Linked DNA regions of Homo sapiens: region 1 is linked to region 2. A link is an interaction called in ENCODE POLR2A ChIA-PET data of the cell type or tissue named here. Cell type or tissue: GM12878. All regions are shown on one strand. Each heading gives the region's core, and the rest is flanking DNA. Links, peaks and the distances in the headings are about the cores only.

Region 1 (5,384 bases), core at 54-5,053, 130 kb after region 2:
TTGACATTTATAGAACACTACACCCAACAATTGCGGAATAAACATTATCTTCAAGTAACATGTAATGTTTACCAAGATAAACGAAATGCTGGGCCATGAAACAAGTCTCAGCGCATTTTAAAGATTAAAATAATGCAGACAATGTTTTTGGACCACAGTGGAATTAAATTAGAAACCAAAAACAATAAGATGTCAAAGGAGGATAAAATTCACATATCTGGAAATTTAAACACATATTGTCTATAATCCATGGGTCAAAGAAAAAAGTCATAAGACATATTAAAACTATTTCAAACTGAATGATAATGAAAATATATCAAAATTTGTGGAATACAGCTAAAGTAGTGCTAAAAGAGAAATTTATACCTTTTAAATGCTTAGGATAGGAAGGAAGAAAGGTATACAATGAATGACCTTTGTTTCCACAGTAAGATCCAGAGAAAGAAGAGAAAAGTAAATCCAAAGTAAGTAGAGGGGCCGGGTGTGGTGGCTCATGCCTCTAATCCCAGCACTTTGGGAAGCCAAGGTGGGAGGATCACTTGAGGTCAGGAGTTTGAGACCAGCCTGGCCAATATGTTGAAACCCTGTCTCTACTAAAAATACAAAAATTAGCCGGGCGTGGTGGCACATGCCTGTAGTCTCAGCTACTTGGGAGGCTGAGGCAGAAGAATCTCTTGAACCTGGGGGTTGGAGGTTGCAGTGAGGTGAGATCTTGCCACTGCACTCCAGCCTGGGCTGCAGAGTGAGACTCTGCCTCAAGACAACAACAATAACAACAAAAACAAAGAAAGTAGAAGGAAGGAAACAATAAAGATATTATAAGAGGAGGAAAGTATGAAACAGAAAACAGACAAATGATAGAGGAAATTAATAGGTATAAAACATTTTGGGGTTTTTCTAGGGGAAATGACATTAAAGTTTGACATGCAGAAGAAAAGAGAAATCACCAATATCAGGAATAAGTATGTGAATATATTACAGATCCAACAAACATGAACAAGTGTATGCTAATAAATTCAACAACTTAGAAGGAATGGACATATTTTCTGAACAATACAACTTACTAAACTGACACAAGATGAAATAAAAATTCTTAACTAGTCCTATATATATAAAAGAAATTGAATTTGTTATCAAAATCTCCCTCTGAACTCTGTTAAACATTTAGGTAAGAAAAAAATAACAATTTTACACAAATGCTTTCAGAAACCCAGGAGGAAGAAACACATCCCAGTGCATTTTATGAAGTCAGCCTGATCCTGATACTAAACTTGACACAGACATTTCAAATAAAGAAAATGAAAACACGAGTCATGTTAAGTTGATTTTCTTTCCCCATCACTAACAGGAAGGCAGGAGGGCCTGAGTTTGCGGGTAGGGAGTGCGGGCTAGCTTGCTGGTAGGGCTACAACATCAAACTTGTATGCAGTTCCCAACTGCACATGGAAGAAAATGAAGCCCAATCTGGCCTTCAGGTTACTACAAGACCTTGAAAGAAGCCTGAGGTGGGTGAAGAAATGTAGAAAAATTAACTTACAAGGTAAAACACCTGATTGGCTGAGTAAACATTATTGTCAAACACTTTGAGAACTCTATGATTTATAAAACTAGTACTTACAGAAGAGTTATTTGCAATTATGCTATGCCAGCAATGGTTGATTTTACTGGTCATCTGAACAATCCACATGGTGGACATTGAAAATAAATAAGATAATTGTGATAATTAAATCAGGACACAAATGGAAAAAATGATGAAACTCCTGAATAGAAACAAACCAATAAAGAAACAACAGCAATACACAGAACTCCAATGCCGAAGAAGAAAGTGAAGAACAAAATGAAGGCATTTCACCCCTAAACTTTGAAGAGAATAAAAACAAAGATCACTTAACATTTTTATTTGAAGTTTGGTTTTTACAAAATACACCTTTGGATGAAAATGAGGCTGACCAAATCTCAAAGGGTTTCTTTTCTCCTTTTAATGTTTAAGCACTGCTGGAGTTCAGGGTACTTTCTGGTGAGGCAGTCCTGAGAAAGTTCTTTGAAACACATTATTCAGTTTGAAAACACAACAGAAACAGGTGCTTGAGATCTACAAGAGCTGCACTGGGAAGAAACGGGGAAGTGAGAGATTCACTTCTTTCCTACTGTCGCTAATATGGAGGACATAGCTGAGAAAAAGCAATCACCGGTATTGGTTAGGCTCACTGATGAATCTCAGGGCCAGAGAGAAGGATGTGGGATTTCTCCCTCCTGAAGCTGATGCAGGAAGTTTGGCTGTGAAATGTCACACTACAATAACTGAGAAGTGGGAAATGAACAAGGAATTCTGGTGTGACCTGGCTTAGATTATATCTAGTAGACTTTCTTTCAAAATGGCAATCATGGTAACTAGAACTTTAGAGAAATAATCCCAACATATCTCCACACCTTGCTCTTCCTCTGCCTTAAATATGCAGAAGTCGAAATCAGTTTTCTGTTGTGGGAGGATCATCTATTGCTTTGGGAGCAATTAAAGATGTTCTTTTTTTCTGTTGATCACAAGAGTTTTAGAGCTCAATAATATAATGTCTGTCCTCTTTCAGAACAACAAAGAAAAGGCAAATGAACTGAAGGAAATCTGCTATTCACAATGTACAGGCATGCATGATGCTTTTGAAATGTTTTTGCTAGCAATTGTTTTGTGTTTAGATGATATAAAGGTTGACACAAATGTTAGATGGAATACCTTTATAGCTGGTTGAGCTTTTGTTCTCTGTAGTGCATTAATGTTTTGATTTAATTATAAATTGTTGTTCATAAAAGTATCCTATTTTCAGAAAGACCATCTGGAAAAAATCTCCAGGGCCACACCTCTGATGTCTTCTTTGCAATAGGCAGCTTGACTGCAGCGTTGCATTGCAGAAAGAGATTGAAGATATTTACATTTATTGTAAATTTTGATTTGAGGAAGCCGCAGGGTTGACAACCATACTTGATGCTGAAATGCTGGGAAATTCCTCAAGGCTCAGCAAGATAATCTAGAATCTAAATTAACCACAGAGAATTACTATAAAGAAATAGTGCTCCACCATGAGGCACATTATCCATGACCTTAAAGACATTTTCTTAGAACAGTACCTCACAGTTCCTAAATGTTCTTAAACAGTCAAAAGCAGTTCACTGGTGGCCTCGGTCATAGAACAGCTTACACTGAACACCATGCCAATGTGTACTCAGCTGACTTATTCAATCCTGATACATTCTCTGCCAACCTTCATTGTTGGAGGTTAAGGCCAAAACGCAGAAAAAAAGACAAAGAGCTTCCACCCACCACGTATAAAACTCCCTATTTATCTCACTTAAAGTTTTTTTTTCTTACTGTCTACATGTTACTGAAGGTCCTGTGTATTCTTCCTTTTGATGAAGTTTGAGAATGAAAGCTATGAAATTGGATGAAAGTGTCTCAAACCACAACTAAGAAGCACTTCAACGGACCAGAGGTCAAGTAACTTTACACTGCTTAACATAAATGTTGATATAAAATAGGATCTTAATTTAACAGTAGACACATATATAAAAAAGCTATACATAAAGCCAGAACTTCCTACAAGTACCTAAAAACCACTGAAAATGCCTAATAGTTTTTCTTTTTATATCTGATATTTAGAGGAAAAGCTGTGAGTTGTATTTTGGCCACTTAATCACTGAATATTTACCCACGGACCTTTCACTGAATATATTAAACACTAAAAACCTGCTGTTGAGTGGCCACTATTTGAACTTTCTTTCTTTGAAGACTTTTCCTTTCAGAATTTAGCATTAAAAGAACATTCCATTTCTGTTGTTGGCAAGCTAGGGATATTTTAGTAAAGTAATTTTGAGCATAATGTCATGAATCTAATTACCAGGTATTATTAAGTTACCAGTTGTTTTAAAAAGTAAATGTTAAGGAGGTGTGAGGAGAAGGAATATATTTTATAAAATATTACAATAAAGCACAGGATTGACCATTGACTAATGGGTGTTTTAGTGTATTGTTAGAAATATGGAAAGGGTAGTTAAGGAAATTACCAACCAGCAGCAGAAACTGTGAACTCACCAAACCGAGATTTCAATGTAGATTTCGTCTTTTTTATGTGGCCATAAAGACAGAATTAGAGTTTGGATAGAAAGTAATCCAAAGATGTTCCACATCTGGTTGTTTACATTCATTTGTTGGGTTTACATCTTAACATGTTCAAAGGAAGACATACAAGTGACCCAGAAACATATTTTAAAAAAGCACAACATCACTAATCATCAGAGAAATGCAAATTAAAACCACAGTGAGATATCATCTTACACTAGCCAGAATGGCCATGATTAAAAAGCCAAAAATCCAACAAGTGCTGATGAGGATACAGCAGAAAGGGAACACTTATATACTGTTGGTGGGAATGTAAATTAGTACAACCTCTATGGAAAACAGTATGGAGATTTCTTAAAGAACTAAAAATAGAACTACCATTTGATCCAGCAATCCCACTACTAAGTATCTACCCAAAGGAAAATAAATCATTATACTAAAAAGACAACTGCACTCATATGTTTATCACAGTACTATTCATAATAGTAAAGTTATGTAATCAACCTAAGTATTTATCAATGGATGATTTGACAAAGAGAATATCATATTATATATACATATATATTACGTCTCAGCCATAGAAAAGAATGAAATTATGTCTTTTGCTCAACAAGGATTGAACTAGAGGCCATTGTCCTAAGTGAAATAACTCAGAAACAGAAAGTCAAATACTGCATGTTCTCACTTCTAAGCGGGAACCAAACAATGGGTACACATGAACATACAGAGTGGAATAATAGACACTGGAGACTGTAAAGGTGGGAGGGTGGGAGGAGGATAGGGTTGAAATATTACCTATTGGGTACAATGTTCACTATTTGGATGACAGGTACACTAAAAGCCCAGACTTCCCCACTATGCAATATATTTATGTAACAAAACTGAACTTGTATCTTCTAAATCTAAATAAATACATACATAAAACCCTAAAAAAACACTAAGTAAACTAAGAAAAGATGGAAATTTCCTTGACCTGATAAAGGATATTTATGAAATTCTTATAGTTAATATAATGCTTAGTGGTGAAAGACTAACCGTATTCCCTTCAAGATTGGACTCAGGGCAAAGATGTACCCTCTTAATGTTGTAATAGAAGTCCTAGCCTATGAAATAGGGCAAGAAAATGAAATAAAGAATATAATGTTTGTTGATGTAGAAAATTCTAAGGAACGTATAAGCAACCACTAGAACTAATAAGCAAATTTAACAATATTACAGGATACATGGCCAATACTCCACAATCGTCCTTTTATGTACTAGCAGCAAACAATTGAAA
Region 2 (5,384 bases), core at 315-5,314:
CATCTTCGTGCTGTGCGGGTTTGCATGGAGACATGTCAAGCCTAAGGTGCTCTCCATGCTGTGCCTGTGCCCTTTCTCCAAGCCAAATCCAGAAGAGGAGGAGGAGGATCTTCCCCCACTACAACCCTTGAATGGATATGTGGGAAATCAAAACTCAGAGTCTAAGGTCAAATGGAGATGGAGCTGATCATTGGAAAACAGACGACTAAACTCTTTAAGTACCTACAGTAGTAGGTGGCCGGTGGTCTTAGCTTGGGTTCCCCCAGAAGTAGACCCCAATGCAGAGTTCGAGGACATGTAGTTTAAGAAATGATCCCAGGAAGCATTGATGGGGAGTGAAGGAGTATCCAGGGAAGGAGAGAAGCCATGAAGGGCCCCGCCACTGTGGGCAACTGGAGCTTGATTCCGTGTAGATTATTCCACTCAAGACTGAGGGAGCTGGAATATTTACAGCCTTTGAGGAGTTCATTTCTGGGAATTTTCGTCTGCCCTTTGGGCAATTACAGTTGTCCCTGTGTGGCTTGGAGAAAGCTCTCAGGTCATGAGATAAAGACTCAGGTTGTCAGCAGCCAGCTCAGTCACAGTGAGGCCTGGAGGAGGGAGGCAGGACACTGACTACTTCGGATACCCCTTCTCTGCCAGATGCTTAAATGTTTGCTATTCAATCTAATCCTTACCACAGCCATTCAAGATAGCTCTTTCCCCTTATTTACGTGTAGAGGAAGAGGCACCGGGAATTACATCATGTGACCCTTACAGCCTGTCCTCTCCTACACCTCTGCTTTTATATCTTCCTAGTCATCGTCTTCTTCTTCTTCTTCTTCTTCTTCTTGAGACAGGATCTCACTCTGTCACCCAAGCTGCAGTGCAGTGGTGCAATCATAGCTCACTGCAGCCTCGACCTCCTGGGCTCCAGCAATCCTCCCGCCTTAGCCTCCTGCATAGCCGGGACTATAGGCATACACCACCGTGCCCAGCTATCTTGTTTAAGTGGTGACGTACAAAGTGACAGCCACTAAATAGCTGTTAAATAAACTAACCGATTAACAAGAAATGGTGGAGCGCTAGCTAAACACTGATTTCACATCCTTTCTTTTCCACCAACTCCACTTTCCGCATTCTTAGAACCAGGAATGTCCTCGAAAGTAACCAAGCTTGGAAGAAAACAGAAACAAAGAAGAAAACTATTTGGCAGATTCCCAGTATTCTGTCATGGACAATTGCTCTTCACACCCCATGCTGGGTGGGAAACCAGCTTCTGGGCAGGGGAAGGAGGGACTCCCCATGCAGGAGTTTAAATGACTAGAGCGCCTACTCTCACTTCTCAACACAAGCAAAGGGAAAAGATTGGTGGCCGATCTCTGCATAGCTTAGAATTATGTATAACCCTTTCAGAACGATTGTCCCCTTTATGATTACAGATGGTCTTCATTTTGAAAAAATTTCAGCAAGATAAAAAATTTGCCTCAAGTCCTTGGTGGAAGAAAGGCAATTGAATGAATGAATGAAGGAAGAAATGAATGAATGGGCTAAGTGAAAGAATAAACATAGAGAAAAGTAAGGGTGGAGCTCTTGGGCGGCTCACTATGGACAGGGAGAACACAGTGTGCTGTCACTTGTCCTCAGCCCCTTGGAGATGATCCTAATGACTACAGGGATAGGACACGCACAGAATCCAATCCTCAGTCACCATTTCTCGCCAGTCAGGACTCATGTCCAAAGAGGCTGAAAAGGACGTAAATGATTCTAATCCACCATAAAGAATAAGTGACGGCCCACACTTTGAAGTACTGAAATAATTCAGGAAAAATAAAAGCTTAGTTGCTGTCAGGTAAGCTCTCTGACGACAGTAGGAAGAGGGGAGGGGCCATGTACTTACACACCAGGAAGCATCTACCCAGAACAATTTCATAAGTAGAAATCATGCTGGTTTGAATGTTGCACTAAAACCAGCACCTCCAGGTCAACTTGGAGACCGGGAGTCACTCATTCCTCTTCTGGGGCATGTGGAGGTCCTCCCTGCCCCAGTTGAGGAGTGTTCACAGTGGGGAAACACCACCAGATGTCTGGCACCAACTCAGGAAGTAGGAGCCTGAATGAGTCCCTCCTCTCCCACAGGCCACAGCAAGTGGCTGAGAACTCACCCAAGTGTAGGATGGAACCGCTGGTGGATCATCTTGCCTCCCCGACGCTCTGGCCCTCTCTGGGCAGGCGGGCGGGAGGTGACAGCTAGTCCTGCTGCATGCTCATGTTTCCCTCTCCATGCAGCGAGCGGACTTGCTTCTAGAGGCAGCTGTAAGCATTTCCCTACTGAGCAACCACACACGTCGGATGTGAGTGGCATATGTATGTGTGTGTTTTTCCTTCCGGTTGCTGTGAGGTGATGTTGTCTTGGTTCATTTCCTCTCTGTGCTTCTTCTTTTTTTTCTCTGTCATACTTTCTGATTCGCTGAGGACACTTTGTAGTTTAGGGACAGGTAAGAAAGCTTGTTCTCATCTGGCCTCTTTGCTATTTTTAGAAAGGTAGGTGATCTTTAAATTCGTATTGCAAGGAAATTTGTCAAAATGTATTCTTCTAAGTGGCATAAGCTCCCTCCTAGGCCGCACTGAAGCAAAAGTTAGGCTATTTCCAAGCCAACTGAATTGGGATTTTATGGTTTTATGGACTCAGTATGTTGCAAAGGGTTCCACTATTAATTGACATGAAACATTCTTTCCTATGACAAGTACTTATTGAGCTTGTACACTGGAATAGACACCATGCTAGAGGCTAGGTGCTCAGAGAGTTTCCTACTTACAATGTGGTATGGAAGCCTAGATCTGTGTATGTAGAAGGGAATTCGAAAGCCCAAACCCTTTGTCTTCTTCATTCTGTGCTTTCAAGTAGCAGACAAGTGGCTCTGAGACAAGCCTCCTGGGTTTGAATTATGGCTCTGCTCTTTAAACACTTCTGGCCTTTCTGTGCCACGGCCTCCTCATCTGTAAAATGGGAACAGTCACAGGATTGTTGTGAGAATTAAGTGAATTAGTACATGTAAAGCACTCCAAGAATGCCTGGCACAAATAGAGTAAGCGCAATATAAGTGTTTGCCGTGATCATTCGTGGCAACTTTGTATTATTATCAGCTGAGATCTTTGCTATTTTCCTACCCTTCCTCATTTTCCACTCCTTGCTCATGCCTAGCAAACGACTTGGGGACATAGAGGGTTGAGAGGAAAGAGAGAGAGGTGGTTTGATAATGGATGTTCCCCAAATGATCCTGTGGTGCTTGATGTTTCTGCTTCAACTCCTTCCTGCTCCATCATGAAGACAAAGAAAGGGCTGCCCTTGGTCCCACCCATCAGACTCAGCTCATGTATGTTGCACTCTTGTGGCATCTCTTTTGTTGTTGTTGTTGTTGTTTGTTTTGTTTTGTTTTGTTTTAATTTTCTGTAAGACTTCTCTGAAATTCATTTATTTTTAAATGTTTGAGCTGGTTCAAATCTTGCTAAAGAATATTCTGCTCATACAAAGGTGCCACACTTAAAGCAATAAACACTCAGCTCAGTGCCATGTACACTGGGTCTTATGAAGAAATCAATGACAAGAACATCGATATTAATCATCATATATTGTATATATTGTATACATATATTGTACCTGTTAAGTGCAATTAACAATATTCAGCAAGGTATGCTTTTATTCTTCTTTCCTCTCTTTCTTTCTCCTTACAAAACCATTCTTGAGTACATGCTATGTATCCACATCATTCCAGATTTGAGCTAGAATTATTCTACTCTGAAGTTTTTATTTTATAATACAGAGTGTTTATAATAAATTGATGGAGGTAGAGAAGTCTGGATAGTACATGTTTTATCAAAACGTCCTTTTATGCTTTTCCCCTTATACCGTATCAGGTAAGGAATTATTTTCTTCATCAGGCATTTAATTAGTATAACTTTAAATGTACAAACTTTAGAAAACATAATTAATAATTTTGTAGTATGACTTGAATATTAATGCCATCAAATTGTCTGCATAAGTCAGTTACACTCTAGAGATATTAAAAATGCTAAGCTTGGGCTCCTTTTACATAAAATACTTGAGACTGACAACCTTATTATCCTGAACTCTGTTTTTTCATCTTCATCCTATGGCTTCATTTCCCACTTCCAGCTGCCTGGACCTCCCACTGCTGAGTTTTTCAGAACAGAGAGCGAGCGAGCATGTCCTTCAAGGCAAACTCAGGAACTGAGACTTTGTCCAAAAACAGATCAGACTTATTTTAGAAAAACAAGTTAAATATTTTTCCCATTTGCAAAGATGCCGGTTTTCTATGTCTGTTTTCCTACTTACAGTGTTAGATTTTCTTCTTCTTCTTTGGTTTATTTTCTTTTTGATTAGTAGCAGGTTATGCTGCATGTCAACATTTTGGCAAACCACAGATGATTCTGACAAAAAACAAACAACTTTAATTTCTAATCACTCTATCCATTGAGGACAGGGCTTACATTTTCATCTTCATTTAAACCAGCTTCTTGACTGCTTTAATTAGCTCCTTCATGCCATCTCAGTTAGCTGGAATCTTAGCTTGCACCACAAAATGCTTTATAACTACCTGTGAAGCAGTAGCCAAACCCCAGGCAACTGTTTTGAATTTGTTATGGAGGTCTGGTCCAAGGAGCAGCTGTTGTATGGAGTGGAGGATGAGGATGGGGGAAGGAAAAGTAAGGAGAATTTGAGAAGACTCAAAGGTTGAGAAATCTATGGCCAAAGTGTGTGCACATGTGTGTGTGCATGTGTGCACGCATGCACATGTGTCTATTTATGATTCCATTTGCTTGACTCATTCCCCTCCACGATGGAAGACAGTATGAGCCATGGGGAATCAACTGCCCACTGAGGAATTTAAATGAAAATGCTCAAGGGCTGGTCTGGCAAATTTTAAGAACAAAGTTGTCTAGAATTATAATGGATGCCTCCTCCCTTCTTGGGAATGGGAGTTTGTCTTGTGGTTTTCATTTTTAGATGAGGAAATCAGAGCTCAAAAAGATCCCGTTCATTTTTTCCCATTCATTAACTATCGCATACCTGCGAAGTCTCCTGAGCTTTCCTGGGCATTCTCGATACCTCGCTCCACAGGACACCCTCCAGAAACCTGTAGCTCAGTGGGAGATAAGCCAGCAAGATAGCTGTTTCTGTTCATTAGTTAATTCATGATCTTAAAAGCATTATTTAACATGGGCTAAAATAAATAAAAAAGAAATGAGAATCAGTTTCTCCCCTAAGAGAGATGATAGTCTGGAAGGCATGGAAGAATGAGCCTTATTCACCTTCCTCTTCTGCTCTCTTGCCCTTATAAACCTCCTTTTCTCTCTCCCCTAACAGGACACCTTTGTCTTTT

The links. Peaks named below come from ENCODE experiments on the same cell type or tissue, not always from the same donor. Only the 100,000 strongest peaks of a DNase experiment are listed, where the experiment ranks them.
Region 1: POLR2A ChIA-PET joins it to region 2 with 7 read pairs; 2 of 35 experiments call an interaction of 5 or more read pairs at or near these places.

The regions. Positions count from the first base shown.
Region 1 is chr6:11,512,776-11,518,159 of GRCh38, forward strand. All of the region lies in intron 4 of LOC105374928 (a long non-coding RNA gene), which reads left to right. It also overlaps the pseudogene THAP12P5. Among named protein-coding and RNA genes, the nearest start is that of TMEM170B, 22 kb to the right of the region's middle. RefSeq lists an enhancer at 2,278-2,327. In GM12878, for the core only: no CTCF peak of the experiment used is centred there; a DNase peak (open chromatin) is centred at 2,086; H3K27ac peaks cover 4,075 bases.
Region 2 is chr6:11,379,995-11,385,378 of GRCh38, forward strand. It overlaps a transcript of NEDD9 not described here. Among named protein-coding and RNA genes, the nearest start is that of NEDD9, 150 kb to the left of the region's middle. RefSeq lists an enhancer at 2,026-2,225. In GM12878, for the core only: no CTCF peak of the experiment used is centred there; a DNase peak (open chromatin) is centred at 2,347; H3K4me3 peaks cover 3,756 bases; H3K27ac peaks cover 3,061 bases.